Linked DNA regions of Homo sapiens: region 2 is linked to region 1. A link is a loop called in an ENCODE intact Hi-C map of the cell type or tissue named here. Cell type or tissue: Calu3. All regions are shown on one strand. Links, peaks and the distances in the headings refer to the core of each region. The heading gives the core; the rest is flanking DNA. Region 1 overlaps PPFIA2 (PPFI scaffold protein A2). Region 2 overlaps LOC105369873 (a long non-coding RNA gene).

Region 1 (16,963 bases), core at 3,931-11,930:
TTAAGAATGTTGAATATTGGCCCCCACTCTCATCTGGCTTGTAGAGTTTCTGCCGAGAGATCCACTGTTAGTCTGATGGGATTCCCTTTGTGGGTAACCCGACCTTTCTCTCTGGCTGCACTTAACATTTTTTCTTTCATTTCAACTTTGGTGAATCTGACGATTATGTGTCTTGGAGTTGCTCTTCTCGAGGAGTATCTTTGTGGCGTTCTCTGTATTTCCTGAATTTGAATGTTGGCCTGCCTTGCTAGATTGGGGAAGTTCTCCTGGATAATATCCTGCAGAGTGTTTTCCAACTTGGTTCCTTTCTCCCCATCACTTTCAGGTACACCAATGGGACGTAGATTTGGTCTTTTCACATAGTCCCATATTTCTTGGAGGCTTTGTTATTTTCTTTTTATTCTTTTTTCTCTGAACTTCTCTTCTCACTTCATTTCATTCATTTCATCTTCCATCGCTGATACCCTTTCTTCCAGTTGATCGAATCAGCTACTGAAGCTTGTGCATTTGTCACGTAGTTCTCGTGCCAAGGTTTTCAGGTCCATCAGGTCCTTTAAGGATTTCTCTGCATTGGTTATTCTAGTTAGCCATTCATCTAATCTTTTTTCAAGGTTTTTAACTTTTTTGCCATGGGTTCGAACTTCCTCCTTTACCTCGGGAAGTTTGATCATCTGAAGCCTTCTTCTCTCAACTCGTCAAAGTCATTCTCCATCCATCTTTGTTCCGTTGCTGGTGAGGAGCTGCGTTCCTTTGGAGGAGGAAAGGAGCTCTGATTTTTAGAATTTTCAGTTTTTCTGCTCTGCTTTTTTCCCCATCTTTGTGGTTTTATATACCTTTGGTCTTTGATGATGGTGATGTACAGATGGGGTTTTGGTGTGGGTGTCCTTTCTGTTTGTTAGTTTTCCTTCTAACAGTCAGGACCCTCAGCTGCAGGTCTGTTGGAATTTGCCAGAGTTCCCTCCAACCCTGTTTGCCTGGAGCGTGGAGGCTGCAGAATATCGAATATTGGTGAACAGCAAATATTGCTGCCTGATCATTCCTCTGGAAGTTTTGTCTCAGAGGGGTACCCGGCCGTGTGAGGTGTCAGTCTGCCCGTACTAGGGGGTGCCTCCCAGTTAGGCTACTCAGGGGTCAGGGACTCACTTGAGGAGGCAGTCTGTCCGTTCTCAGATCTCAAGCTGCATGCTGGGAGAACCAGTACTGTCTTCCAAGCTGTCAGACAGGGACATTAAAGTCTGCAGAGGTTTCTGCTGCCTTTTGTTTGGCTATTCCTTGCCCCCAGAGGTGGAGTCTACAGAGGCAGGCAGGGCCTCCTTGAGCTGCAGTGGGCTCCACCCAGTTCTAGCTTCCCCGCTGCTTTGTTTACCTCTTCAAGCCTCAGCAATGGCGGGCGCCCCTCTCCCAGCCTCATTGCCACTTTGCAGTTTGATCTCAGACTGCTGTGCTAGCAATGAGCAAGGCTCCATGGGCGTAGAACCCTTCGAGCCAGGTGAAGGATATAATCTCTGGGTGTGCCGTTTGCTAAGAAAGTGCAGTATTAGGGTGGGAGTGACCTGATTTTCCAGGTGCTGTCTGTCACCCCTTTCCTTGGCTAGGAAAGGGAATTCCTTGACCCCTTGCGCTTCCCGGGTGAGGTGATGCCTCGCCCTGCTTCGGCTCACACTTGGTGCACTGTACCACTGTCCTGCACCCACTGTCTGACAATCCCCAGTGAGATGAACCCAGTACCTCAGTTGGAAATGCAGAAATCATCCGTCTTCTGCATTGCTCATGCTGGGAGCTGTAGACTGGAGCTGTTCCTATTTGGCCATCTTGGAACCGCCCTCCGTTGTACTGTTAATTTATAACTAATCTAAAGGAAAAAGGTATTTAAAGAAAGGCTTGTGAAGGAAAATCAGTGTTAATGAAATAGGGCAAAATATGCAAAATAAATATTAATATATATTCAACTTCCTGGTTAAATTATTTAAAGTGCAATATAAATTATTTTACTTCAAGTGTTTTTGCTCCCTAGAATTCCATAGTTTTGTCAAAAATGGAAATATCATTTTAACCATAGAAATTGCAAATGTTTGTATTTTGTTCTTTTTTTCTCCCTTCCTTTTCTATTTATGTTTATTAGACATACATTTGTTTCTTTGCATGTAAGTTGGAAGGCATTTATATACAACCCTTAAACATATATAAAACATATGTAACATATTTTTATATATCATATATGTATATGTATGCACATATACACACACATATATACGTATATTCTTCTACAGCAAATAGAACAGGTTTCTTGATCTTTTAAATTCTTAACAAGAGACTGGTTTCTAATTAGACTGTTCTCATCTAACACAATAAAGTTAAACGATTTTTACTTTTTATCAAAGATAGATGTTTTTCTGGAAAAAACAGATGGATGAATACAGCTTTATACATATAATTACTCATTAAAATGTGAAAAATATGAAGTAAAGATAAAGGCTTATAGAGAAAGCATATTAGTAATGTCTGTTGTACACTTAGTACTATTCTTAGCACTTTATAAAAAATAAAAAATATTGACCCTTTACTTTAAATTTTTGCACTCTAATTGGTTAGCAATCATTTTTTTTTTTCTTTTCTTTTCTTTTTTTTTTTTTTTTGAGATGGAGTTTTGCTCTTGTTGCCCAGGCTGGAGTGCAATGGCACGATCTGGGCTCACCACAACCTCTGCCTCCTGGGTTCAAGTGATTCTCCTGCCTCAGCCTCCCAAGTAGCTGTGACTACAGGCATATGACACAATGCCCAGCTAATTTTGTATTTTTAGTAGAGATGGGATTTCTCCTTGTTGGTCAGGCTGGTCTCAAACTCCTGACCTCAGGTTACCCACACGCCTCGGCCTCCCACTCCCTGGGATTACAGGTGTAAGCCACCACACCCAGCCAGCAATCATTTCTTTTTAACACATGATTAACAAGTGTAAAAATGAGTACATAAATAAATGATTAATTTTGCATTATATGGAAATAATCATGGTAATTTGGGTTGGGGGGGTTATTTTTATTTTTTTGGAAGACTTGTTTTGAGAGGTAGATGTTGAACCAGGTCTTAAATAACTAATTTGCATTACATTAAGATCTTCATTATGTATGGGAATAAATCAAGGATCTTTCTTTTCTTGGTCCAAAGGTATTTCAATTCTACAGACTTTAGCAATTACAAAAGCTAGCTACTGCAACTGTTTAAGGTACATCAGTTTGCATTTAATTGCCAAATTTATTTAGAAAATAAAATTGAAATTGATTCTTAGAAATCTTTTTCAAAATTATTTACTTTTTCTAGGGAACCCTAAACATCCTCCCTGTGACTGTGTAGCCTAATAGCCTGTTCAATCTCAGTTAGATTAGGGTTGATACTTGCTTAGTCATTCCAGAAAGAATGAAGATGGCTCTCTAAGAAGGTGAGTCTGAAGGCCAATCTCCAGGATAGCCCGAGGCAACAGGACGTGTACAGGTCCAAGGTAGCTTCTGTTGCTTCTCCATGGACCCCAGTAAGTTGGTACTGCATTCTATCTCTTTTGGCAAGATAAGAAATGAGCTAGTTTTCCAAGGATCCATCCCTGTTCTGTCATTAGTATTCATTAAACTTTGGCTTTGTAGGAAATTGCAAACCTCTTTGGCTTGGGATTCTTCCCTTTCCCCTCTCTGGGTCTCCAGAAGATTGGCGGCAGCATTAACCTTCCCAGGGGAGCTATGTCTCTGTGTTAAGGAGCACTCATCTGGAAGGAAAATAACTTGTTCTAGCTTTTCTTCTGTAACTAGACAGTCTTTTCAAGTGCTTACAGTCAGGGAAACATTAATCAGCAAAACGTGAAATTTATGCATTTTTTTCACTTAACATTAATTATAACCACTACAGGCACTTTAAAAATGGATCTGATTGTATATTCATAATAAATTAAAGTTGAGATTCTGCAGAATTATTACTTACAATTAAAATCTATGTTGATTCCAGAATACCACATAATAGGAATATGCCCTAAAGATTTTATGATCGGCTATTAAATTATTTTTCAAAGAGGTATTTTAATCTATTAAAGTACATTTAGAAGATTTATAAGTATTATAGGAAGAGGAGTTAAAATTATATATATTTAATATTTAATATTTTACCAAAAGAGTTCACCAAAGTTCTCTGAAAGTAACTAAATCATTTATATAATAAATTCTCTGGATATTCTTATATTTTACTCATAGACATAATTTATATTTTGATTGAAGCATGGTGAGAACTTTTATAGAAAATCCTATTTTTAAAAATTTTTCTTTCCTTTATCACAGATTACAATGGCTAATCTACATGAATGACTATTTTTCTTCTATTGACAACTCCTTCTGCAAAATTATTTTTATTTATTTTCTTGAGTTATAGATTTAGGGGGTACAAATGCAGCTTTGTTACATGGACATATTGTGCATGGCGAAGTCTGGAGAAATCTTCCGCATACACCTATTCAGAAACACTAGATTTCACCTAATTTAAATCACCATTCTCTAACAGGTCAAGAATTTAAATAAAAACTGATTACAACCAACATCATCATTCTAACTTTTAAACAAAAGCATGTAAGAAATTGCATTAAATATAAGTAGAAAAATGGTCAATTCAAGATAAAATTCAAGAATGTTTTTGAAACCATGTATTTACAAAAAAATTCTAAAATACGCCACAAAGATACTCCTCGAGAAGAGCAGCTAGATCCTACAGACAATAACAGATAAGAGAGAACAAATATGATAATTAAATAAAGGTTGAAACTAAAGTGATAGAAAAGGTATACCATAAAATACTAACTAAAAAGCCTACATAACTACATTAATGTCAATAACCATGGTCTTTCAAAAAATAATAGATTTAAAAAGAGAGCTTTCAATATTGAAGTTGGTGTACCAGGTAGGTAGAAAAATTTTTAATGTTTATACATCTAATAACATATATTTAAAATATACATACAAAAATTAACAGAATCAAAAGGAGAATAGAAAAGCCTCAATCATGGTAGAACATTTTATTTTACTTCTCCGCAGATCTGATTGGACTAGAATATAAAGTCTGTAAAGATAATAATCTGAGCAATGTGATAAATAAGCTTGGCCTTGGTGACATATATAGAGCGCTTACTTTATTTCCCCAAATTGACCAAATGAAGGCCATATACAGATAAACACATTAATTGTCAAAGAATTGAAATCATATAGAATACATTTTCTTTTAACAGCAGAGTTCAGCTAGTAGTTAACACTAAACATGAAAATTTTAAAAATAATAACTAAAAAGTGCTAAAATTTTTGGAAAACAAGATAGACACTTCTAATTAACCCATTGGCCAAAAAATAATTCAAGTACAAATAAGAATTTTTTTGATTCATTTTGAGATACTACATATTGACACATGTGGAAGGCAGTTAAAACCCAACTTAGAGAGAAATTTATAATATATTTTTAAAAATATGTATTAGAAAAATAAAGGCTAAAAATCAATTATATAAACATTTAATCTAAGAACCTAGGGAAAAACAAGTAAATAAAACCTAAAATATATAGAAAAAAATAATGGTGTTAGTAGCAGAAATTAATAAAATATATTGGAATATTTAATATAGAGGATAAAGGCAAAAGTTGATTTTTGGGGGAAAATTAACATTGACAACTCTCTGGCGGGTTCATCAAATAAACAAGTGAGAAGGTGCAGATAAACAATAGCAGAACTCAGTAAGAGTATATCACTATAGGTCCTACAGACAATCAAAGATAAGACGATATTTTCAACAGAATTTATACTGATGAATCTAAAATTGTGGATGAAATGGACAAATTCCTAGAAAAACACACTTCAACCAAGTTAATTCAAGAAATAAAAAATTCAGGTGATACTTCACATAAAAGAAAAAATCTTCAATTAAAAATCTCCTCTCACAAAGAAAACTTCAGGACCAAATGGCTTCACCAGTGAATTCTACAATCATTTAAGGAAGGAATTATACCACCTATTAAAAGCTCTAACAGACAGTTAAAAAGAAGAAGCGCTTCCCAAGTTGTTTTATTAGGTGTATTCATTTTCTATTGCTGCGTAACAAATTGACGCAACCTTAATGACTTAAAATAACAATCTCAGTTTCTGGGAGTCAGAAGTCTGGGAACATCTTAGATGAATCCTCTGCTTAGTGTTTAATGGACTGCAATTAAGGTGCTGGTGTGGCTGCTTTCTGATCTGGAGCTTACGGTCTCCTTTGGAGCTCATGTTTATTTTATAATTAGTTAATTAAATGAAGCAATACACAGAATATGACCTCAGGAGATAGTTGGGTTTATTCCATAAATGCTAGGTCTATATACTCATTATATAGCCAGAAAAACATGCTAGGAGGAAGACTTATGAAGCAATTCTTTTTGTTTTGTTCTTCTGTGCAGAAATTTAATTCTATAAACAAATCACCAAGATCCATACATCGTTGATAGTAATTAGTTAGGATTTTATGTTAGTAGGCTTTTAAAATAGTGATCAAGTGTCTCGCAGTTTTTACTTACAATTATGTTTTGTTTATTTTACATTTGTTAATATTGGGACTTACTATCTCTCAGCCTAAGAAAAAAAATCAGTATAAAATAGATGTTTTTTTCAACATCTTATATAATACAAGGTGTTATCACTCTGTATCTTTTCTTTACATTTACATTATTTTCTCATTTTATTATTATTTTTTAAATCCACAGATTTTTTAAATTTTTTTCTTCTTCGCTAGTACTTTTCATTCTACAGATGATTTTTTTTTAATTTTTTTCCATTCCTTGAATACTCCAGTTGTTTACTGGCTTTTTTTGAGTATATGCCATGACAGTTAAATTAAGAAATGTTCCCATATTCTTAGCTGATAACACAAAGTATATACACTTATACGCACATATTACTATATTTATATGTTTACTCATATCTATATTTAGTATGTATTCACATATACATATATTATATACAAACTATGCCACTGAAATGATACTTGTTTGGCTGGCATTGTGAAGGAAACAGCAGGGAGCTATGATGAAGAAAGGAAGGAAATCAAGGAAGACTTCTCTGAGGAAGTGATTTTCAGAAGATGGACCATCTGAAGATCAGGGAGATGAAATAGCAGAAGAAATGCAGTGGGTTAAATATTGTCCCCTCAAAATTTATATCCACCTAGAACCTCAGAATGTGACCTTATTTGGTAATATGATTTTTATAGATGCCATTAGTTAAAGATCTTGAAATCAACCTGGATTTAGGTTGGGCCCTAAATCTAATGACTGGTGCAGGAGAATGCCATCTGAAATGGAGACAGAGATTGGAGTGATACCTCTACAATCTATGGAATGCCAAGGATTGCTAACAACCACCAGAATCTGGGAGGGAGGCATGGAAGAGATCCTCTTTTGGAGCTTTTAGAAGGAAACAAATCTACTGACAACTTGGTTTTGGATGTCTGGGATCCATTTGTGGTAATTTGCTACAGCACCACTAAGATACTAAGACAAGGAACAAAGGATCTAACTGTGACAGAAATGTAGTGAGCTAAAGGCAAAGTGGCATAAAATGGTATTGGAGTGAGAGGCAACAGCTAATCATGCTAGGTCCTGTAGGAGTCTGGATTTTATTCCAAGTACTATGGAAAATGATGGAAGTGGAAGTACTATGGAATTACATGACAAGATTTATGTTTTAAAAATATTATGCTGGTTGCTCTTAAAATTAAGTGAAATAGAACAAGGACTGAACCAAAAAGAATCTGGTAAAGGGCTAGGCTAATACAGGAGTTCAGGTAAGTGGTGGGAGTTTGGTTTAGGGTCATAGCAGTAGGGAAGTGAATTGGGTTGAGATATATTATGAAGTTAGAATTGGGGACTTGCTGATGGGTTGGATTCGTATATTGAGGAAAATTAAAGATGGCTCCTAAGTCTGGGGAACTACTGGATAGATGCTCATGACATTTACCAAAACAGAGAACATAAGAAAGATTTGGGTGGGGTTGGGAGTGGGAAGAAAAGGGCAATGTTCTTTAGTTTGGCGTAGGTGAATTCTTCATATGGATTGAGATGTAAATTTCAGGGATAACAGTATGTAAATAATATATAATGATATGGGAATAGTGAGACCATCTACAAAGAGCAAGTAGAAAGATGGGAGGAAAGAAATCTAAGACCAAACCAACAATGAAGCAAATTAGAGGAAAAATGTGCAGTAAAGGACACTAAATAACTAGCTGTCAGGAAGAAAATGTATGAATCTTATATTACAGAAGGAAAGACGGGGAGGTGGGGAACCACATTCTATTGCCCCACAGTAATTGATATAACTGATTTATTTTTATGTAAATGAGGATTAATTAGTCAAATGACTGCATTCAGGACTTTCTACCTAATTAATATCTTAGGGAAAATTTTCCTCAGCAATACATTCTGAGTAGCTCTCTGAGATTTCTGGGTCTTTAGTCTTTGTGTTGTTTTTTTTACTATGTAAGATGAGATGGAAATGAAATTCTGAAGCAAATCGCCAATGATAACTTTGTAAGGCCACAATTATAGTTCACACTGCTTTTTATAGCTTCATGAGCCGAAAACCTCAATGGTATTCTGTTTTAAATTTTGCAGCCAGTTTATCTAGTATGACTTTTTAAAAATAGCATTTATATGTAAAATCCAAGTGAAGAGTGAAGAAGGCTATAAACAAATAGCCAATTTCAAATTTGGCTCATCTCCAAGGTAGAACTGGTCTTTCACAGTCATCCTACTTTTAGACTCATAGAAATGTAGAACTAGAAAAGATCTTACAGACTGTATAACTGTATACCTTACTTTACAAATAAAGAAATCAACGTTCAGAAAGAGCAAATAACCTGCCTACGGTCGCATCTTGTTATTGGCAGAAATGGAATTAAGATCACTAGTTTTCTTTTGGCTGGTCAAAACTGTCAACTGTGGAAACTCCTCTTTGTAATTAATCACAAGGGGATGCTATCTTCAAAAGCCAATAATACCAAAGGAAAGAACAAAACAGATAATATTTCTTGAATATTGTGGTTATGTGAGATAGGAATGAAGTCCTAAGAAATGACCCAAGAGTTTAATTCCAATTTTATCACTTATGAGCTCTTTGATTTTAGACAAGCCACTTATTCTCACAGAGCATCAGTTTTCTCATCTGTAAGAATAAACTTGCATTTCACTGTTATGTGAGGATTTGTGATAATCTTTTGGTAACTATAATGAAGACTTTAAGACTCTTGTAGCATTCAGTCATAACACCACTGAAGTAACACAATTTTGAATCATTACATCAGAAGCTGACCTTGAGGGAAAGAGTCAAGTAGAGGGAAAGAGAGAGTAGTAAGAAAAGAAAAGACAAAAAGAAAATAGCATGTTTAAGTTTTGGTCATGTAAGTGTAATACAATACAGATACATTGACTTTCAACTATTTACTCAAATTTTTTTGAAAAAAAAAGTTTTGTTAATGTTTCTGCCTGCAGGAAGAATAAATCTCTGTTTTACATCTTAATAGATTAGAACAGTTTTTCCATCTCTCTTGGTTTTTACCCATGTTACTGCTCTCATTTATCTCCCAGCTCCTTGGGGGAACTTAAACCTTCAGATATTCCTTTTCCCTCCAGCAGTCTCTTCCTTTCCATTAACTCACTTTTCTCTGCTTTGGAATGTCCCCTATGCTGAAGATCCTTTTATGAAACTATAATATCCTCCCAGTTGGGGTCTACAGCTTTACTATATAGCCAGATTCCTCAAATTAGTACATTATATCTCCTACTACAGTCTCTCAACTATGATTCCCTCCATTTTATGTGAAAAGATTTTTAACCTCCATCTAAAACAGAATGCTTGAAAATTATATCTGTATCTGTAATAATTGAATCCAGTGACCTAATTTCATTCTTCACTTCTCTTGCCCTCTCCGTAGAATTTAAAACTGTTCTATTTCTGCCTGGAGACTCCTTTCTCCCACTGTATTCAGTGAGCTTGTCTTGAAATTCAGTCTTTGGCCATATGTTTCTCTTCGTTCCTACCTACATTTTTACGGTGGTCAAGAACAATCATAGCTTCCACTGCAGGTAGCTAAATCTAAAATCTCTGGCTTCAGGCCAAATATTTCTTTTGATTCTTAATCTTCCACTTGGAATTAAAGAGGAAAAAATTGATTATTTGAGAAATATTGCATAGGTTTCTAAACTTCAACCCGTGCCTACCCTGCAACCTCAGCAATCTAGTTTTACCTCCCTAAACTAATCTAGTTTTACCTCCCTAAATTATACATTTAATTTCATTCCCTTGCTCCAGAACATTCTCTTTCTCTTATTTCCTATAGGATATAAGTCTATACATGGTAGATTTGCTCTTATGCATTAGGGATTTTATTTGAAAGCCTTAAGAAAAAAATGAAAAATACTCAAATTATTTTTGAAAATCCTTTAGAAAGAAGGCATGTTAAAGACTAATAGTACAAGTTATCCGGTATATTTAATTTTTTTACTCAGGTACAATAGAGAAAGAGTACAATCCACATTTTTAAAAATACACAATTTTGCTGGGCTCGGTGGCTCACGCCTGTAATCCCAGCACTTTGGGAGGCCGAGGTGGGCAGATCACGAGGTCAGGAGATCGAGACCATCCTGGCTAACCCGGTGAAGCCCCGTCTCTACTAAAAATACAAAAAATTAGCTGGGTGCAGTGGCGGGCGCCTGTAGTCCCAGCTACTGGGGAGGCTGAGGCAGGAGAATGGCGTGAATCTGGAAGGCGGAGCTTGCAGTGAGCCAAGATCGCACCACTGCACTCCAGCCTGGGCAACAGAGCAAGACTCCGTCTCAGGAAAAAAAAAAAACAAAAACAAAAACATAATTTGATTAGTTTTGAAAAATGTATGTAGTTCTTTAATCACCATGACAATCAATATATGGAACATTCCCATGGCCCTAAAAATTTCCCTGGGCCCCTTTTGAGTCAGACTATACTGACACTAATACCATATCAACCATTGATCTACTTTTTGTCATGATAGTTTTGACAATTCTGGAATTTTATATCAAAGGAATCACACAATATGACTTATTTCACTTAGCACAATGCTTTTAAGATTCTTCTATGGTTTTGCGGTATCAGTAGTGTAAAATAGTTCCTCTTTATTGTTGAATAGTTTTCTGTTATATACATATACCGCAGTTTGTTTATCCAGTTGCCATTTGATAGATATTAAGGCCATTTCTAATTTTCAGATATTATGAACAAATCTGCTCTAAATATTCAAATATATATTAAAACCTCTTGAGCAGATACCTACAAGTAGAATTTCTATGTTTTCCAATGAGTGCATATTTAACTTTGTAAGAAAATGGCATACATTTGCCAAAATGAAATGTCATTTGGCATCATCAACAATAATGTATGAGAATTCTAAATTGATCCACAACCTCAGCAGCACTTGGTATTGTCACTCCTAATTTTAGTCATTTTAGTGGATATGTCATATCTTATTCAGTTTGCACTTTCCATTTCTTGTTAAGTAATGACATTGAACATGTGGTCATGCATTTATTGGCTGTCTATATGCCCATTAAAGTTACTTTTTAATCTTCTTGTTATGGAGGTTTCAGAGTTCTTTTATGTAGTGAGTGGACAAAGCCATTATCAGATATGTGTTTTATAAATATTTTATCTGAATCTGTTGCATGCCTTTTTATTTATTCTAACAGTGCCTTTCAAAGAGCAATTTTAATTTTGATTAAGTCCAATTTATTTTTTTCCTTGTTTTTGAGGCCTATATAGAAATTTTTCTCTAAATAAAGGTGACAAAGATTTTGTCCTGCTTTTTCTTTTAGAATCTATGAATTTAGCTCTCACATTTAGACTTATGATCTGTGAATGATTAATTTTTGTGTATGGCATGTAAATATTTTTTCTCATATGGCTAGCCAATTGTTCTAGTTATATTTCTTTAAAAAAAAACTATGATTTCTTCCTTAAATTACCATAGTATTTTGCCAAAATCAAGTGACCATATATGTTTTGGTCTGTTTTGGACTCTCTTCTTTTCCATTGATCTGTAAGTCTATCTTTTTGCCAATAATAGAGTCATTATTACTGCAATTTTATACTAATCCTTGAAAGAGCTACAATTTTGTTCTTATTTTTCCTTATTGTTTTACTTAATAAAGGCCTTCACGTTCTGAGTAAATTTTAGAATCAGCTTGTCAATTTCTACATAAACAAAAAAAGAAAAAACCCTGCATGAGAGTCACCGAGATTACATAGGATATATAAATCAATTTAAGGAGAATTGATATCTTACCCATATTTAATCTCCTGATCCATGAATATGGAATATCCTCTCATTTATTTAGGTCTTTTAAAATTTTCTCAAAATTGTTTTAATATTTTAATTTCCATTTTTTGTTGATAGTGTATCAACTTACTATTGATTTTTTATATTAACTTTGTATCATGCAATCTTACTGTATACACTATTAGTTCTAATAGCTTTTTTTACATAGATGAATGTCAGCTGTGAAATTTTATACTTTGTTGTGTTTCATTTCATTTTAATAATTTTCCCCTTTTAAACTGAGCAAGTTCTTTTCTATTCCTAGTTTTCTAAAAGTTTTTTTGTATGTATGAATTGATTTTAATTTTATTAATTTGTCTTTCTTGCTTTTTATTGATTGAGAAAATAATGTGATTTTTCTTTTCCAGTGAATTGTATACATTGATTTCAGTTGTTGAACTAACCTTACTCCTTTACTAAAACATAATGGGTCATGAGATATTATACTTTTTCTGTAATTCTGGATAAAATTATATTCTATATTTATAGAGTTCTAGATTGAGTTTTTTTTTTCCTTTTGGTTAAGTGTTGCTCCCTTGTCTTCTAGCTTTCAATGCTTCTGACAAGAAGCCTCCTTTAATTTTTAATCATAGTTCCTCTTTTTCTCTTGATGATGTCTTCAAGATTTTATATATATATAATATATATTATATTATATATGTTATATATTATATTATATATTATATATACTATATATTTTATAGTATATATAATATATATTATATTATATGTATATTATATATATATATATATTTGAGACAGAGTCTTGCTCTGTTGACCAGGCTGGAGTGTAGTGGCACGATCTTGGCTCACTGCAAGCTCCACCACCCCGGTTCACGCCATTCTCCTGCCTCAGCCTCCTGAGTAGCTGGGACTACAAGCACCCGCCACCACGCCCGGCTAATTTTTTGTACTTTTAGTAGAGACAGGGTTTCACCATGTTAGCCAGGATGGTCTCGATCTCCTGACCTCGTGATCTGCTCACCTCGACCTCCCAAAGTGCTGGGATTACAGGCGTGAGCCACCGCACCCAGCCATATTTGGTTTTTAATAATTTTACTACGATTTTTCTGGTTACGCTTTTCCTCTTATCATTCTTAGAATTCTCTGAACTTTTTGAATGTATGATTTGTTCTTTTTTCATTATTTTTGGAAAATATATTTGCATATAAGACCATTTGATACTGTCTTACAGCTTTTAGATGTTCTGTTTTCTGTTTTTCCATTTTGTTTCTCAATATGCTTCAGTGTGGATAACTCCTATTAACCCATTTTCAAGTTCACTGATCTTTCCTCTACTATGTCTGGTCTGCTACTAAGCCCAATTAAGGGAATGTTTAAATCTCTGATAATTAATTTTTAATTTCTGGTATTTGTATTTGATTCTTTTATTTATAGTTTCCAAATTTGTGTTGAAATTCCCCATTTGTTTATACACGCTCCCCCCCCCTTTTTTTTTAACCAGTTCCTTCAAATTATCCATAATTTTTAATTTCATATCTCTGCCTGAAAGTGTCATCATCCTGAATTTCTATGTTTCTGGTTCTATGGACTATTTTGTTGCTTTACACTAGAACTTTTTTTCCTTCCTCCTTTTCTCCCTGCTTCCCTCCCCCCACCTTCATCTCCTTCCCTTCCTTCTTTCATTCCTTCCCTCCTTCCTTCCATACCAAACATTGCATTGGTTAAAAAACACAGAAGACACTGAGGTAAATATTTGTATTCCTGAATGTCCACTCCCCTTTATCTCACAGGCCAGTAACTTGGAGTTTGAGTTAGCAGAAAGTAGTTGAGCTTGATTTGGGCTTTAGTGTCACTATGGACACATTCAGTGAAACACAGGCTTAAAATTCTTCCTTTTATGGACTGCGCCTATGTTATAATTTGTATGAGTATTGCAATGTCAGAGGGTTTGTCAAAATGTTCCTCTTCCATTTTTAACTTTCAGAAGACTTTGCATGACTGTGTTGAAAGAGGAGTGAGGGCTTTCTCTTTGCATTCCTGTGCCTTCCCTAGCAATAGACTATTGTGGCTTCCTACTTACTGCCAGTCTCATGGTAGGAGCAAAGGAAAGGGGAGATTGGAACTTCATAGTTCTCCTCCAGCCCCAGTCTTATGCTGGCTCTCTGCACCAAACCTCAGCACTGGGTCTTTCTTCATTTCCCTTCCTGTTCTCTAGAGGGTCTAGGGTGCAATCAAGTTTTCTAGCCCTCCTTCAAGACAGCTGACCTCTGCCTTGAATGATTGGGTGTTTCTACAGGCTGATTTCCTGCCTTTCCCCTGTAGCAATATACTATATCATTGTAGAATTCTGGAATTAAGTTGGTGTCTTACTCCTCCCTCAGTAGCAGATGGCTTTTCCTACTGTAAAGGGCTGGTTGGAGGAGTAAGACTTCTATACCTTTCTTCATGGCAGCTGACCTTGGCCTAGGAGGAAGGGGTAAGAGTGTCTCCTGTCTCTTTGCCAGTGCAGCCAATCTTTGCCTGCGTCTTATGGAAGGGTTTCCTGTCTCTCTCCCATGGGCAGATGGCTTTGGTTATCAAAGCAGGACTAAATGTTGGATGCTAGACAGGATCTTGCCCTTCCTCTAGCAGCAGATTGTCTTGTTCTCTTTTCCTACCTGTCTCCAGGAGTAGCTGAACCCCTCTTGTAAAAGAGCTGGTGTCCAAGCAGGTGCAGACTTCCCTTGGAATGGTGCCCTCAGGAATTCTGACTTCTCATGATAGCCCACGCTAGGTCTTAAGAATTTTTAAAATGTTACTTGCCTCCCTACTACCCACTTTTATGGCTGCTTTCACTTGGCTCCATGTTCTGCTGATAATTAAACAGTTTGTGTGTCCTGTCTTTCCTCAAAGGAACTTGTCAACCTTTGGAATTTTGTTCATCTCAGAGGGACGTCTTAAGTACTCAGCTTTCTGAATGTTTAAGAAAAAAATAATACTTTTCAGAATTACCTACCTCTTTCTCATTTTTAGCCTGGGATCAATATTCCCTTCACACTTTTTACATCCGAAGTAGAAATAAAACTCTTATCTATTTTTTTTCAGTATTGGTGCATATTATTCTTCCTTTAGGTGGTTACCAGAAAAATAATTTGGTTTATGCTGAGGGGTGGTGTAAGCAAATCATGTAAAATATTGAACATTAAGTTGGGCCTCAGCAGGGTGAGATGTAAAACTGTATGAGTCTTGAAGGAACTGAGGGACCAGACAGTCAGGAAATATAATATTTGAAAAATATGATGAGTAAAATTAATACCACTATTCAATTTCTTTTTAAAAGTTCCTTCTTTCTCTTTCTTCTCCTTCCTTCCTTCCTTCCTTCTCTCTTTCCCTTTATCTCTCTTTCTTTATTTCCTTTTCCTTCTGAATACCTAAATTCAGGTTAAAAAAGTGTGCTTAGTATATGACTCCTCTGTACTTAGTTTAATATTAGAAGGTTTAAATATAGTATTTCTATGTTATATTCTAGCTTTTCTTTATTTCCAGAGAAGAATTTCTGTTCCAGCCAAAATTTTATTTTTACTATTCCTCCCTTTGTGTTTTTGTTTATGGCTACTATGCATTTTCTGAACTTTTAAAACCTCTAAATTCTTAATAACTGAAATTGCTACCAAAATGTTTTATACTTTTAGCATTTAAAAAATAAAAATCAAATGAAAATAAGTTTTCAGTAATAAATGCATTTTCACTGCTCATTTAGCGACTTAAAATCATGCTCAATCTGTATCATCATTGAGCACTATGCTTACATAGAACAAAACTGCTTCCTGTTGTAATTTTTAAATAAAGAGCACCACCTTGTGGGAACACATGCTTAACCATGTTACAGAAAATGGAAAACAAATATTAACAGAATAATAATGTTTTAAATTACTGACAGTTTATTTATTTTAAATTAGTATAGAAAGAAAGCACCATACTACTTCTGAAGAAAAAACTAAAAAGGTAGAAAATAGAATTTGAAAATTTTGTCAGTTTTTCATGTTATGACTCAATACAAGTCTGCAATATTGTACTTGCTAATGATTACTTTTTTATAAGTATTAATTATCTTAGAACTAAGATTTAGCTTAAAATAACAGAGCTATCAGGAACTATGAATATGACCTAATCTAGAAAAGCTTTATTTTAAAAATAAGGAATCCAAACTTAAGGGGATATATTTAGTGTGTTCACCAACTTACATATAACCAGCGATGTGATAGCTATATTCATGTAAACATCATTTCTATTTGCCTGAGTGAGTCTTGATGGATTTTCAGACAATAGAATATAGTAATGCATCATTTACCCATACTGAGGTATAGATTATCTAGCAAAAGTAAATTTTATCATAATGTAAAAGGTATAATACAACACACTACTGTATCCTTAAAAATGATTATTTTTATAGAATCTTTCTGTGGTGTATTATCTGTATTTTTAACAGCATATGTTTAATGCACATAACATTTTATGGAATTTAATTCAAAAAAACTTGACATTTTTGTTGGTCAAGGTGCTGGTTCTTTTAAATGTTTCCCATTTGACATCAATTCATCTCAGTTTGCTTTCGAAAATTGGGGAAAAGT
Region 2 (16,963 bases), core at 5,784-13,783, 520 kb before region 1:
GGTCACAGATCTAATGTCTAGCAGAAACCACCTGACAGTAATATATATGAGAAAGCAGATTTGTTATTGTGCAATAGGTATATCAAGCTGTTTGTATTGTTATTTAAAAACAACATTTACATCTGCCTAATTTATCACTTTTAAAATGTTGAATTTAAGCAAATGTTTCCATAGAAGACCAGTTTGCCAGATTTGTCCAAGACGGTGGACAGACATTACAGAAAATAATTATGTGAATTAATATGTAATTATGATATGTACTACCAAGAAAATCATTGTGAAAAGTGAAAGTGAATAATGGATTCTCGTCTAGCCTGCAGAAATTTATTCAAGTAGAAGCAAAACTTAAGCAAAGCCTCTGGGGTGGAAAGGAACTTGGAGCTATGATAGAACTAAAGGAAGAGCAGTGGCAAGGAGCATTTTTGCTTTCTTGTAGTAAACCATGCTTTCAGTTTTAAAAGTGGCACTTATAGTTGCTGGCTAATTGTCATTATGAATTTTAATGTATTGATAGAATATAAAGCATTCTGTGAACACACTGCTTATAGGCAAACAAACTAGGTGGCTGGAACACAAAATGGGAGAGAAAGTTTTAGTTTTTTAAAAATTAATAAACTTTATTTTAAAATTTTTTTAACTAAAAAAATACCCAGACTTCAAGGAGAATAAACTTTATTTTTTAAAGTAGTTTCAGTTTACAGAAAAATTGTTTGGAAAGTATACAAGGTTCCCATATGCCATTCACTGCAACCAGCAGCTTCCCCTATTATTAACATCTTGCATTACTGTGGTACATTGGTTACAACTGATGAGCCAATATAGATAAATTATTATTAATTGTAGTCCATTATGTACATTATGGCTCACTCTTGGTAGTGCATTCTATAGGTTTTAATAAATGTGTAATGACACGTATCTCCTATTACAGTATCATACAGAATAGTTATACTACTCTAAAAATTCCATGTGTTCTACCTGTTCCTAACTACCTCCTTGCCCCCAAATGGAAAGTTGTTTTTTATCATACATATTTTTGGCCTATTGTAAACAGTGCAGGATGGGCATACATAACCTAATTAAGATCATAATTAAATTTTTTTTCCTAAGGCTTCTTACCATAATGGAATGTAAATTTCACAAACAAGTACCAGAGAATTATATAACAGATCAAGACTGGTGCTAGAAAAGGTAAGGAGCCAGATACATGACATTAAGCAAGAACATACATAGCCCATAGGTCAGACTTAGAGATGGTAGATCAGAAGTCAGAATACAAAGGCAGAGTATCAATTTTACAAAAGGATGGAAAATGGAAAACTAAAAATGTGGGGCCAGAGTATGTAAGTATGAGTCATTCAGGTCAACGATAAAGGCTATTGAACTCAAGTGTGCCAGAGACGCTGCATCTCATCTTATAGGATCTATGGTTTCTGCACTCTAGGAAGACTTAGATAAACCAACACTATCATGCCCTATGCCCACATGTGTTAGAGATGTCCTTATGGTGCTGTAGGACTACAGATAAGGGCATACAGTTAGATAAAATAGGTCTCAGTGAGAAAGTATGATGAGACATTGGACTCCACTGATGGTTGTAAATATCAAATGAACCTATAGACGTTGAGTTCTTCAGCATTATAAATAGAAGACAATGGAAGAACTTTCAACTGTTAGAACATTTTACTTATTTTTACTTAATAGTAGGAATAAGTAATTCCTATTCTTCTTCTATTACTGATAATTGGATTTCATTGCTGAGACACAGTAAGTGTCAACCAAGCTGATTCTCAACCCTTTTATTTATATAACCTGTGAATGTCTTTTGTACCTTTCTAGAACCAATTAATGCCTTCAGCTCTTTCCCCATTGCAAGAAAAAAAGGATTAAATTGATGTTGAAGAGATGACACAATGTTATAATGTACCAAAGAATGACAGCATAAAACAAAGAGAAATTTAATCTATTAATTTTGGGCTAAGAGAACAGTAGAAATATCAGCCTGTATACTAACTATGTGCTTCCCCTGACTACATTTGGCTGAGCAGAATATATGCAAATCAAATCAGCCACAAATACATTTATATTGAAATTTCTCCATCTGTCATCCACTTTCGTTGAACAAGTAGCAAGTTGTTGTGTAAGTAAAACGCTCTACTCTTACACATCTGACCTCTTGCCAAAGACTATTTTATTTCACAGCATGTTTGAAATCCAGCTATTGATCTGCACTTCCACAGTCATTTCCTTTGTCTAGCCATAGTAATTTCAAACATACAGTTTCCCATCTTTGAATCACTTTTTAAAATGTAATGTTATCATGCTTTGTGCATGCTTAAGATTCTTTAGTGACTTCTCATTGTTAATCCTTTTCATGGCCGCAAGGCCCTGCCTTCCCTGGTCCCTGCCCATTGCACCGGCCTCATCTGTCACACTCTCCCTCACACCTACCCAGGATGCTTGGGCTGCAGCACACATTCACTCTGGCCTCTACCAGGAATCTCTTGTTCACTCTCTCCAACTTCTTTGCCTAATTGTAAATAACAAAATCCAACTCTAAATTAAGAAGAAAAAAATTATTAAAAGATGTTAGGAGGCTCATAGAATTATTGGGAGATCTTTAGAGGTTAAAGCTTGTGGCCATGCAACGAGGAACCACATCTCCAATCACTCTAGACTCTCTGAAGAGTAGACAACGTTGTCCTCAACACCAAGCCCCATATGTGCTGTTTACCCTGCTAAGCCTGTTGCCCAAGGAATTTGTTATTGCTGAATTAGCAGATACCTACACAACATTCCGTCTAGTCCCTATTCATTTTGTGGCACTTGCTCCCCATTCGGTCTTTTATGGTTATGTCTTGATGGCAGAGCCTGTATAAATGTAGCCATGCTTTAACCATAAAAAATGTTGGGAAAATGAGTATCTGACATTTTTAGTTTCTGTTGGCTGCGGTGGAGTCGGCCACCTTCACAACTCATTAAGTGGCAAATTTGTCAAATAAATAACAGAGATTTAGATGCTGTCTGGCCAAATAACATTAATTAATTTTTACTAATTCCTCAGGTCTCAACTGAAATACAACTCTCTCAAGATGCCTGGATAAATCACCTCCTCCCAGTCCAGGTCAGGTGTCTTTCCAATAAACTTTCACAATGCTCTCTACTTATCTTCCATAGGATTAACACTATTTTCACAAAAGATTGTTTTAGAGACAGAGTTTTGCTCTGTTGCCCAGACTGGGGTGCACTGTTACTATCATAGCTCACTGTAACTTCAAACTCCTGATCTCAAGTGCCTCACCCTCCTGAGTAGCTGGGACTAAAGGTGTGCACGCACGCCTTGCTTTTTTTTTTTTTTTTTTTTTTTTTGAGACAGAGTCTTACTCTGTTGCCCAGGATGGAGTGCAGCGGTGTGATCTCAGCTCACCTCAACCTCTGCCTCCCAGGTTCAAGCGATTCTCCTGCCTCAGCCTCCCAAGTAGCTCGGATTACAGGTGCCTGCTACCATGCCCAGCTAATTTTTGTATTTTTTGTAGAGACGGGGTTTCACCATGTTAGTCAGTCTGGTCTCAAAATCCTGATTTTGTGATCCGCCCACCTCAGCCTCCCAAAGTGCTGGGATTACAGGCATGAGCCATAGCACCCAGCCCTATTTTATTTTTTTTTAATAGAGATGGGGCCTTGTTATGTTGCCGAGGCTGGTCTCAAAGTGATTCTTTTTTTTTTTTTTTAATTATACTTTAAGTTTTGGGTACATGTGCACAATGTGCAGGTTAGTTACATATGTATACATGTGCCATGTTGGTGTGCAGCACCCATTAACTTGTCATTTAACATTAGGTATATTTCCTAATGCTATCCCTCCCCCAACCCCCCACGCCACAACAGGCCCTGGTGTGTGATGTTCCCCTTCCTGTGTCCATGTGTTCTCATTGTTCAATTCCCACCTATGAGTGAGAACATGTGGTGTTTGGTTTTTTGTCCTTGTGATAGTTTGCTAAGAATGATGGTTTCCAGCTTCATCCATGTCCCTACAAAGGATATGAACTCATCATTTTTTATGGCTGTATAGTATTCCATGGTGTATATGTGCCACATTTTCTTAATCCAGTCTATCATTGTTGGACATTTGGGTTGGTTCCAAGTCTTTGCTATTGTGAATAGTGCCACAATAAACATACATGTGCATGTCTCTTTATGACAGCATGTTTTATAATCCTTTGGGTATATACCCAGTAATGGGATGGCTGGGTCAAATGGTATTTCTAGTTCTAGAAATCCCTGAGGAATTGCCACACTGACTTCCACAACGGTTGGACTAGTTTACAGTCCCACCAAAAGTGTAAAAGTGTTCCTATTTCTCCACATCCTCTCAAGCACCTGTTGTTTCCTGACTTTTTAATGATCGCCATTCTAACTGGTATGAGATGGTATCTCATTGCGGTTTTGATTTACATTTCTCTGATGGCCAGTGCTGATGAGCATTTTTTCATGTGCTTGTTGGCTGCATAAATGTCTTCTTTTGAGAAGTGTCTGTTCACAAACAGACAGCCAAATCATGAGTGAACTCCCATTCACAATTGCTTCAAATAGAATAAAATACCTAGGAATCCAACTTACAAGGGATGTGGAGGACCTCTTCAAGGAAAACTACAAACCACTGCTCAATGAAATAAAAGAGGACACAAACAAATGGAAGAACATTCCATGCTCATGGATAGGAAGAATCAATATCATGAAAATGGCCATACTGCCCAAGGTAATTTATAGATTCAATGCCATCCCCATCAAGCTACCAATGACTTTCTTCACAGAATTGGAAAAGACTACTTTAAAATTCATATGGAACCAAAAAAGAGCCCACATTGCCAAGTCAATCCTAAGCCAAAAGAACAAAGCTGGAGGCATCACACTATCTGACTTCAAACTATACTACAAGGCTACAGTAACCAAAACAGCATGGTACTGGTACCAAAACAGAGATATAGATCAATGGAACAGAACAGAGCCCTCAGAAAAAATGCCACACATCTACAACCATCTGATGTTTGTCAAACCTGACAAAAACAAGAAATGGGGAAAGACTTCCCTATTTAATAAATGGTGCTGGGAAAGCTGGCTAACCATATGTAGAAAGCTGAAACTGGATCCCTTCCTTACACCTTATACAAAAATCAATTCAAGATGGATTAAAGACTTAAATGTTAGACCTGAAACCATAAAATCCCTAGAAGAAAACCTAGGCAATACCATTCAGGACATAGGCATGGGCAAGGACTTCATGTCTAAAACACCAAAAGCAATGGCAACAGAAGCCAAAATTGACAAATGGGATCTGATTAAACTGAAGAGCTTCTGCACAGCAAAAGAAACTACCATCAGAGTGAACAGGCAGCCTACAGAATGGGAGAAAATTTTTGCAATCTACTCATCTGACAAAGGGCTAATATCCAGAATCTACAAAGAACTCAAACAAATGTACAAGAAAAAAACAAACAACCCCATGAAAAAGTGGACAAAGGATATGATCAAAGTGATTCTTAAGTGATTATCCTGCCTCAGCCTCCCAAAGTGTTGGGATTACAGGCATGCACCACTCAGCCAGCTTTAACACTATTGTTATGAAATGACTAATTGAGTAATTATTTGTTTCATATCTGCCACTCTTTGCTATAAGATCTATGAAGACAATAACTGTGTCTACGTGAGTCAAACATTTACATCTATGCATTAGGCATATAATAGATGCCTAATAAATGTTTTCAATAAATAAATGATGCATTGAATGACACATTCTTCTTCCTAGTGCTTTTCAAGCAGCATTGTTTGCAATTTAAAGAATCTCCTACTTGATAGCAACTTACAAGGTGCCCATTTCTCTAGGCAAAAAGCTAAAGATGGGAGGAAAACCCTACATGTATTAAATTTTCAATGACATTTTAGGTTAAGAAGATTCCAGTTGAGCATGCATATAAAATAATACTTTGGTTTGGGCTATTATTTGTATCTTTATTATTCTAAAGTTTGCAAGATAGAACTCATTTGTACTGCTTTCTCAACCCACATTTTCAAGCTATGTTTCCCAAGTTTCATGTCTCTCTCTGAATTTCCAAAATCATGTTCTCTACTCATCCTTTCCCTAGTCATACTGTCACTGGTGGAGGGTGTCCAGGTTCTTGGCGTCTTGAACAAAGAGTTGGACAAAAAGCACAAACAAAGCAAGGAAGGAATGAAGGGCTTTATTGAAAATGAAAGTATACTTCACAGGGTGGGAGCCAGCCCAAGCATAGGGGCTCAAGGGCCCCATTACAGAATTTTTGGGGGTTTAAATACCCTCTTCTTGGGGTACAGCCTATGTAAATGAAGAGGATGAAGTGAAGTTACAGTCATTTACTTGGCCTATGCCCTATGGAGAGAATATTTCCTGTCATAGCTGAAGTGTGAATCAGCCTTATGTTCCCTGCCTCCAGACCCTATTTTACTGCCTCAATACCTTTGTTTAGGCTCCGAAGGGCTTTGCACTAATTTATGGTTGACAATCTGCATTCTTACCCATAGACAAGTTCTTTCTATTCTTCCCAGAGAATCCATGGGGGACCATGTTTTCATACAGATTACAGTTATGTAGATCACAGATAATTTTTTTAGAGAAGCAGTGTCATAATTGTGGGTCTCCTTCTTGACCAAGGGCAAAAAAGACACTTATAACCTGTAAACTCAATAATATATGCAACTGTAAATTTCTGTAATCATGCAAATAAGAAAATTATGCTCTAAGCCCTGTAAAATAAAGCTCATTTAAAAAGGGACTCTGATATATGGTAAAAATCATAAAGGGGTTTAATAGTAAAAAGGGGTTTAATAGTAAAGTTTAATAGTAAACCTCTTTACTATTTTTTTTTTTACTATTTTTACCATATACTAGCCATTGAACTGACAATTATACAAATACAAACGAGTAAGTGAATCTGGTTTTCTTCTTTATCTTATTGGCTCTTATCTCTCTTCCATACCTCCACTTCTCTCTCAACTTGAGAATTATCCTTGGAACAAGCTCAATTATTCGACAAGTATGTATTCATCCACTCTGCAAGATGCTGAAGTAGTGTCAATCAAAACACACCTTTCATTGTTTCTCATAAAGCTTACAGTCTAAAAAAAAACTCAGGAATTTTATTGAACGATTGGCAGATTTTTTTTTTAAATTACATTGGTATACAATTACCATTTCCAATTGCAAAATTATATAATGACTATCAGCTGTGGAAGACAATTATGGACATGATCAAAGCATTTAGCAGGGGTTTGTTGTCCAGTCTGTGAGGGTTAGGGAAGGCTTACTTGAACGATGTTTAAGCAGGCAAAGGTGGATACAGGTATAGGGGTGGGATGTGGTGTGGTGAATGTGATAAGATAAAGGCATTGGCACTTGATGACATTGAAAGGTGTCTCTGAACTGAACAAATAGGAGTCTGGTGTGTGTGTGTGTGGTTATGTACTTCTTTTGTACCATTTCTTCAGCTGTCTACCTTGTTTCTGGCTCATCACCAATAGCTTATGAGGCAAAAATTGCCAAATATGTAAGTAAAGTTGGCACTATGTAGAGAATAAGTATGGCATAAAACAAAACGAATAAGGGGGAAAGTGAAATACAAAGTAGCGAACTGCTCCAGAGCTGTAGATGAAAAAGTTCTGATATCTCCCATTTTCCTGGTCATTATTTATGTTATTCCTAATGAGATGGGTGCTGCTTTTGAGTAAACTAAATTCCTTGATCCATTCATCCCACATCTGCCTATGATTATCTCACACACTATGCCTGGAATGCCCTCCTGGCCTGATTATGAAGTGTTTGCCTTCATATCAAATAGCAAGTCTTTCAAATTCAGGGATTTTTTTTTTTTCCTCAAAGCTCATGATATTTCAACTCTAGCAAGAGGTTGAGTCTCTTTATTGCTGTCCATTGTAGTATAAGCTCTAAGATGTTTATGTTTCTTTACATAAACTATAATCTCTTATATTTTTATTTAAATTGTTTGGCATCCACAATCCCTTTGTCATTCATACCGTAAGCTCTTAGAAAAAACTACTGTTAACGATTTAATTTGCTTGTTGTGGGTTGCTTGCCTGAGACTACTGCCAAATGTATCCAGGAGCATTAGCAATTAGCAGTAGTTCCAAACCACCATCATTTACAAGACAAAAACAAAACTGCACTATGGTGACATAGAAATTAGGACAATCAATAGACATAATGCTTCTCTCCACAATACATATGACCCAGTGGATTATAAAATAGCATGTTAGTATGTAACGTTGTACTCCTATTATGTTTTATTTTTTGTTAACATACACATGAACTATATACATGCTGGCCTACAAGTAAGCTTTCATTTTCAGCTTTCACTTCTTTTTATTGCCTTTTTTGTCTTGCTTGTAATAATATAAATCTGGTTAGACTAGCTGGTGTGTCAAATCTTAAGAAAATAAACCATCAATAAACCATGTAGGTCAGTATACATATGAACTACATAGCAAAGTATGGTAAAAAGAGAACTGAGTAATAACGCTAGTTCTGATTCTGTGTAAGTCCAGCCTTCTGATCTTCATCGAGACACCCACATCCTATGAATATCAGCTTTCCCAGATGTGAAACAGGAGTAATCATACCTGCTCTCATAGGGCTATTTAACAGATGTAAAAATTCTTTGGAAATGCAAAATGTAACATCTGATAATAGTTATTAAATGCAGTAACATAGACATACAAGTAGAACATGTTTAAGACAGTATTGATGTTGCATACATTTCCTGCAATTGGATGTAATCATCTTTACAAGAGGGAAAAAACTTAAGCTCGCTGTGTGGTTTTCTCCTCGGCAGCTGTTGCTATGTGATACACATTGTTCCGTTGGGAAAGCCTCAGAAAGTTGCACGTTCATTTTAGCTTTAGCTGTGTGAGATACTGGGGAAAAGATTAACTCTCTGCAAGAAAAATGCTAACAATACATCCAACCTGTAAAGGCTGAATCTATCAGACCTAATTTCCAGAATGTTTGATTTGTCTTGCTAAAATTTGTGTGATACTGTAATAAAAATAAAAATAAACATTTAAATAAATATGTTCCTTGCAAAAATTAACATTGATTTAATTGAGTTGCATTCAAGGTTTTCCTTCAGAAGTTTTGTTTACCAATGGAAAAAATAAAATAAATTATAATAAATTTCAACAACCATTTAAAAAAGAACAACTGATTATCAAAGATGGGATGGCTGATTCTTGGAAGAATTTCAAAATGACTTTTACAAAATGTATCAATACAGATAAATAAAATAATTCATCCCTTCACCACTCTAGCGATAAACTCAAACTAATAAAACATATAATCCCAATTTTCTGCATAAGGATACTAAAGTAGAAAGGTTATTACATGCTGTAGGCAATTCTGAAAAATCAATGTCTGAACAGGAAAAAATATAACTTTGGCATTCTGGCTCCTAAGAATAAAATAAAGTCACTTATTTTTTCTACTTAGGGGATCTAATGTGATTTATTTCTTCCATTATACAAGTCATCTGTATTCACTTAATTCTCCTCTGCTGAAATCACTTAATTTCCTTCCAAATAATATTTAACATAGGAAAACAACTTCATCTGCATGTGGAATCATTTTTATAGGCTACCTAATCTATATTATTTGATTGAGTTACGAATAGTATAATAAAAGAGAAGAGGCAGATTCTTTCTTTTAAAATGAAGAAATTATTTAATTTGCTATTTCTCTTTACTTGATAGGCCATCAAAATCCTGACTTCCTAAAAGGGACCTGATGTCCATTTCTGTTTTGCTTGTTTAATACTATTCTCCTCACACAGGCTGCTATTTTGTTTGTTTTTAGGTGATAATGTCTGTGTTTCAGTGCAGCGAGTAGGTGGAGCTCCTGCTGCATCTGTTAGATTATCACCTGGTGTGCCTGGTCTCAGAGTTGGCTTCATTCCCAAAAGGCAGTTGGGTAGTTGATCACACAGCTGTTCTACATGGGTAACAAAAGAGCCTGCTCCATTCTCTACCATCTCATTCAGCCTTTGCAGGATTATTACACATTTTATATGCTGTTGTGTTTATCTATAAAAAATGTGCTTCAGCGAATTGTGAAAATATATTCTTACATTTTTACATGACGGTTAGTTCTTAATTGAACATAGTTTATAATAGTATTCCCCATGCCTACCCTGGTGTTTTCTGTATGTGTATATTATACATATATATAATCATTCAAACATTTAATTGTATAAATTGAGCAATAATACATAACATTGGGTAAATGCTCCCTACTGGTTTAATGATGTGAAAACATATGTTATGAGAAGAAATGGTTTATTTTATTAACAGGAATTGACACACCAGCTAGCCTAACCAGATTTATATTATTACAAGCAAGACAAAAAAGGCAATAAAAAAAAGTGAAAGCTGAAAATGAAAGCTTACTTGTAGGTCAAATGAGGTGAGGAGAAAAATTTTTATTATGTTTCAGTCCATTAAGTAAACAATCTCTGTATTAGTGCATGGTGAACTGAATCTGGGCCATCAACACTAGCTTTAGAGAGGAACAGATTGATTTATAAAGAAAGGTTATAAGGGAATTTTCATGACCACACTAACCAGTTCATTTAGGTCTCGAAAGATGGCAGTTTCATGAAAAAGGATGCAGAAAGAACAAAGAGCAGCAAGGAAAAGAAACTAAACCATATTTAAAAAAAGGCAAAACTAAGAATGAAAGCAAAAAATAAAACTTAGAGCAAATGGATTTTGACTTGAATGAGAAAATGGAACACAGGATACCTTTGGTTTCTTCGAGAACTGATAGTGAGGAATATCTGTCAATCATTGATGGGACCCCTAAGCCAAAGCAATACATAATTGTACCTATGTATACATAACTTCAGTAGGTGATTTTGATTATGTAAAAGAGTCAACTTCAGCACTGGATCCTGAGTATATTTTAAGAAGATTCTTTAAAGAGAGCTCGATCCTTTGACTTGGTTGAGTATTGGTTATATTTCAGCTGCTTAATTAATCATGCTATGATAATGAGGCCATCGTGTTACATTTGGTCCTCAAGTGGACTAGGAAACACTGTAGCATGTGGTTTTTTCAAAAACATTTTACAAAATTGTATTATGTTTATTATACAAGTTATGTTAATTGTAGGTAAATTAGAATAAAAGAGAAGACAAAAAATTTGTCTGGCCCTTTATTCTGTGATATTCAATATTACTATCTTATATACTTTCAAACTTTTATATTTCGTATACAAATACACATTCACACATACACACACATTGGAAAATATTATACATAATTTAACAATAATTATTTTTATATATTTTAAACTTCTTTCAGCATCTGAACATATTTCTGTTTTAAGTACTCATCTTGAGTAACAAATTGAACCTCTTTCCAGCTTGATTTTGTCAACTTCATCCATTGTTTGTGCAAAATTTACTGAGTGCCTACTGTGCTCCAGGTAATAAATAACACAGACTAGGTCTCTACTCTCATGAAACTTACATTGTAGACAAACAATAAACAAATTTAAAAAAACTCCAACAAAAAGACAGCATCAATTCAGAGAGTTATAGTTGCTAAGAAGGAAATAAAAGAAGGCAATGTGGTAGAAAGTCATTAGTGTGAGAGTTTTAATAGTATTTAGAGATATTGTGGAAAGAATGTATATAAAATAATTAGTATGATGTCTGGTGGATGGCAAGTACTCAATAAATATTAAAACTAATAACACCAGTGATAGTAAGAAAAATACATTATGGTAGTGCCTACATTGGAATATCATGTAGTTGTACTCATTCTCCAGTCTCCTACTCTCCCTGCCCCAGTTACTCATCTTTTGATTGATGCTTTCTTTTTCCTGATACTCTTATTATCAATTTTGGTACGTTTATTAACTATTTTAAATTTCTGGAGCATCAAAAATAATGTTACAAGTAAAAAAACAAAAGCTAAAACAACATTATACCACTCATTATAAGTGCCTTTAAAAACTTCTATTTTTTAAGTGAGTAAAAACAATTGGACTTGTCTGTTATAAACAGTAAAATTATTAAACTTCATAACAATTTAGAATTTACATTTTTTCTATAGTAAAGTAGAAACATAGTTGCATCAAGCAGTTCTCAGAGGTTTATAGGGAAAAACTATCTCCTGCACCAACCCTTGGTCCTGCTGCTCAGAGAGAGCTGGTTACAACTCTTTCCCACGTTTTAATTTTCCTTGGTACTTACCTGTTTGGTTCCTCTAAATATTCTCATACCACTCTTAATTTCACGTGTTTATCAAAGATCAAAGATCTCTGGTTGTATAGTTGAGGAGAGACTCTGTTGCGTCATCTTTCTTGACACATTTATTTCCTTTCCCTTCTTCTTTTTAATAAGGTTACATTACAGTTTAGGTTATGCCATTCATTACTGTTTATATTTAAGGACTAAGTAAATATTTTCACTGCAGGGTCAAGAAGTGCAACTTTTGATTTCTTAGAATTAATAATTTTTGTATTTGCCAATTTTTTTGTTATTGTTATTTCTCCAATTTTCCCCATTATTTGCATTATATTCAACTTTGCCCCCACTTGAAAATGAGTTCCTTTCATGATACCACAGTTCAATTCATAACTCTTTATCACTTTTAGTTATTAGAACAGTCTTACATCTTTTCTCTTAGACTCAATATTATTCAGTTTGTGTTTTTTTTTCTTTTCTTTGTAAAAAATAATTACAACTTTTATATTAGATTTGGGGGTACCTCTACAGGTTTGTTATATGGGTATGCTGTGTGATAATGAGGTTTGGAGTACGATTAATCCCATCATCCAGGTAGTGGGCATAGTACTCAATAGTTTCTCAACCCTTGTCCCCCTCCTCCTGCCTCTAGTAGTACCCGAATTCTATTGTTGCCATTTTTATGTCCATGTGTACCGAATGTTTAGCTCCCTTATGAGTGAGAACATGCCGTATTTGGTTTTCTGTTCCTGTGTTAATTCACTTAGGATAATGTCTATTTGCCTAATTTGCTATGTATTTATATTTTTCCCTGTGCTTCACTGAAGCCATATAAGCATGTTAAAAGTGTTTCCAAAATGTCAGCATATAAAGTAATTATCAGTTTGCTGTTTCCATGGTGGCCAGCAACCCAGAGAACTCAGTCCTGCTCCTATCTGGACTGGTAAATTTCCAGACCAAATGCACAAATGCCATTTTGGGACTCCGTTTCCCATATTATGGGAATTCTTTTTTTCTTTTTTCTATGTTAGTATCTCTCCATCCTGAGAGGCATATCTCCTAGTGGGTTTCTAAGAAAAAACAATGAGAAAGAAATTTGTTGTTTTACATTTGATTGGTGCATTTAGATGCATTTGGACTTCTAGACTAAAAATTATTTTCCCCTAGAATTTTGAAAGCACTGCTATAATGTCTTTGCTGTGTTGTTATTAAATCTACTTAAAAACTGATTTGTAAATTCTTTTGGTTGCCTATTTTAATTTTTAAAGCATTTTTAGAATTTTTAAAATCTATCATGTTCTGAGATGTTATGATGATGCATTTTGTCCTTGATTATTATTATTTTTCGCTCTGTAGAAAATTATGTTAATCTTTTCAATTAGGAGGCTCTACTCCTTCAGGTTTGGGGAAATTTATAAGTTATCATTTCAATAATTTCTTCTCAATTTTTTCTCCATTTTCCCTTTCTTTGCTCTGCTTATTAGATGTTGAATCACTATTGATTCTTTAATTTTCTATTTTTTTCTCTTCTACTTTTCCTTCACTTTGTTTTTTGCTCTACTATTTTGGATATATTAATGTGATTCTCAATCTATTATTTTGATTAAAAATCACAAATATACACACATGAGTACATGTATATATTTCTTTAATAGAAGTTTTTTCTTACACTTTGCTTCTTAATCATAACATCTAGTTCTTTCTTTAAAGAAATGGATTCCTATTATCTCTCTGAGAATATTAGGTTTGGTTTGATTATTCTTTCCTCCTCCTCCCCCTTGCCTTCCTCCTCCTCCTCCTCCCCCCTCCTCCCTCCCTCCTCCTCCTTCTTTTTCTTCTTCTTCTTCCTCTGTATTCTCTACTTTTCAGTGATTTTTTTTCCCTTACATTTACTTTGGTCTTTTTCTTTCAGACTACTCCTGTTCAGGCACACATAACAACTCAGTTTCTATAAGACAAAGCGGTACATCTATTCTGAGAAATTTGACATCACCTTTCATTGCATATTCAGTAGTTCAACTAACAGGGAGAGAGCTTCTCTAGAAGCTAGAAGCCTAACATATCCCAGGCTCACTGACACTTCACTTTCTACATTGTACCCAGAGACTAGCCCATATGACTGAAGGAAAGACATTCTGTCAAAGGATTGCTGGAATTGTAGAAATACTATGATCAGACACACTATTTGTCCAGTGGGAAGTAAAAGGGTCAAAGGAGAGATCACAGAAATTTGTCTCCCATCTCAGGAACATGCTGGGATGCATTAATTCTTTGCAAGGCGAAGAAAACAAGGCAAATCTGATTTCTTACCATCCAGGGGAGAGAGGAGCCTGCCATTTTGGTCATACTTTTGGAAACTAGACACTCTCAGGAAAAGTTTTCCAAAGACCACTGTTCCACAGTGAGCAGGCATATACAAATCTAACCCCAAAGACTGCGGGAGCTGAGAGTCCAAAGAAAGAGGCTAACACATCCAGCTTCTGGGAATGAAACATTTACTAGAGAAAAACAGAAGCAATAATAACTCAGGCAGTTGTGACATGGTAGATCCCCACACTCACCTTCCAAAAAGTGTTCTGTGTATAGCAAGTTTTTAGGGTAAAACATAGGCAGCTGACCATGTCTTCAGACTTTCTTGCTAATGTTCGTGATCATGGGGGAAGTTGGATAAGTGTTTTTACATGGGTTATCTATACTACAGACATTGTTTATAGATTTTTATGCCGAACACCTTGGTATGTGGAGGTCAAACATCAGTAATCATGGTGGTTTTGCATCAAGATGGCATCACTCATGCCATGCAGCAGGCTGTTTTCCTACAATCATGCAAATGACCAGCAGAGGCACAGTTTTCTACATATGCTCCCATGGAGTCAAGTAGGACCTGTTCTAGGCTTATGTGTCTTTTGCCCAAATAGCCATCACATTTCAGGGACAGATCGGTTTATCCTAAAGAATGAGAAGTAGTTTGGTAGTTTAGAGTAGTCCAGCATGAGACTGTTTGGATATAAAGCCATTGGTTAACACCTGTATTAACTTGGGCAAGAAATACCAAGTCTAAAGACCTCAATTTATCTGTTTCTAAGATGGGGATAATAATATCTAACTCATAATATTGTCAGGAAGGCTAAATAAAATAATCTATTGAAAGTCTGTTACAACAGTGCCTGTGTAAAAAATTCAAAAGTTTATGCAGCCAACAGACACATGAAAAAATGCTCATCATCACTGGTCATCAGAGAAATGCAAAACAAAACCACAGTGAGATACTATCTGATGCCAGTTAGAATGCTGATCATTAAAAGTCAGGAAACAACAGATGCTGGAGAGGATGTGGAGAAATAGGAACGCTTTTACACTGTTGGTGGGAGTGTAAATTAGTTCAACCATTGTGGAAGACAGTGTGGTGATTCCTCAAGGATCCAGAATTAAAAATTTCATTTGACCCAGCAATCCCATTACTGGTTATATACCCAAAGGATTGTAAATCATGCTACTATAAAGACACATGCACATGTATGTTTATTGCAGTACTATTCACAATAGCAAAGACTTGGAACCAACCCAAATGTCCATCAATGATAGACTGGATTAAGAAAATGTGGCACAAATAAACCATGGAATACCATACAGCCATAAAAAAGGATGAGTTCATGTCCTTTGCAGGGACATGGATGAAGCTGGAAACCATCATTCTCAGCAAACTCACAAGGACAGAAAACCAAACTCCGCATGTTCTCACTCATAGGTGGGAATCGAACAATGAGAACACATGGACACAGGAAGGGGAACATCACACACCAGGACTTGTTGGGGGATAGGGGGCTGGGGGAGGGGTAGGATTAGGAGAAATACCTAATGTAAATGACGAGTTGATGGGTGCAGCAAACCAACATGGCACATGTATACCTATGTAGCAAACCTGCACATTGTGCACATGTACCCTAGAACTTAAAGTATAATAATTTTTAAAAATTCCAAAAGTTATTAAGTGCCTAGTAAAAATGCAAAAGTTATTAAGTATTAATTTATATATTAAAGGCTATAAATGAAGGTCAGGGTGATTCCAAGTTAAGTATAGAATCTGTCACTTAGCTTGTACTTCAGTTCATTCTCTAAGGATTCAGGATATTATAAAGATGACCCTAGGCTAAAGAAAGCATTGGTGTTTGAGGACTATGCAGCTATATAAGACTGCTGTAATGTTTTCCTAAGTGATAAGCACTACTTTGGATGTGACTAGATTTAGAATGATCAGTTCTCTAGATACGGGGCATTTACAGCCAAGTAGAGGCACCACCAAGCAATAGAAATAAAGATTCATATGGTTTTGAATGTGACAAGGACATCACCACAGTGTGTCAGAGCAGAATGGGAGAAAAACATAAAATGCCTTGGGCTTGTTAAGACTAGTCCAACATAGAAACATAGAAGAGCTATCCTGTGGGAATTCCAAGATCTATTTGGGAGGCATATTAATGCTGGTGGTGGTGGTGGTGGTGATAAGGCGAGAGTATTCAGAAGGGTATGTTTGGAAACACTGTGTTTCTTTGTGATTATTTTATTTCACTCCTAGGATGAGGTGATTTGGTTCATGAGGATTATAACTAAAATAAATAGTTGTCTCTATCCACAGTCAGTTTGGAGGAAATGAGTTGTATTTCCTTCTTACT

What was found. Peaks named below come from ENCODE experiments on the same cell type or tissue, not always from the same donor. Only the 100,000 strongest peaks of a DNase experiment are listed, where the experiment ranks them.
Region 2: a loop joins it to region 1, with 4 times the contacts of the local background. A loop is called at or near these places in 2 of 110 quality-filtered maps.

The regions. Positions count from the first base shown.
Region 1 is chr12:81,643,942-81,660,904 of GRCh38, reverse strand. The region is part of intron 4 of PPFIA2 (PPFI scaffold protein A2); the gene reads left to right. Among named protein-coding and RNA genes, the nearest start is that of PPFIA2, 110 kb to the left of the region's middle. In Calu3, for the core only: no CTCF peak of the experiment used is centred there; no DNase peak of the experiment used is centred there.
Region 2 is chr12:82,168,146-82,185,108 of GRCh38, reverse strand. The region is part of intron 2 of LOC105369873 (a long non-coding RNA gene); the gene reads left to right. Among named protein-coding and RNA genes, the nearest start is that of CCDC59, 180 kb to the left of the region's middle. In Calu3, for the core only: no CTCF peak of the experiment used is centred there; a DNase peak (open chromatin) is centred at 9,968.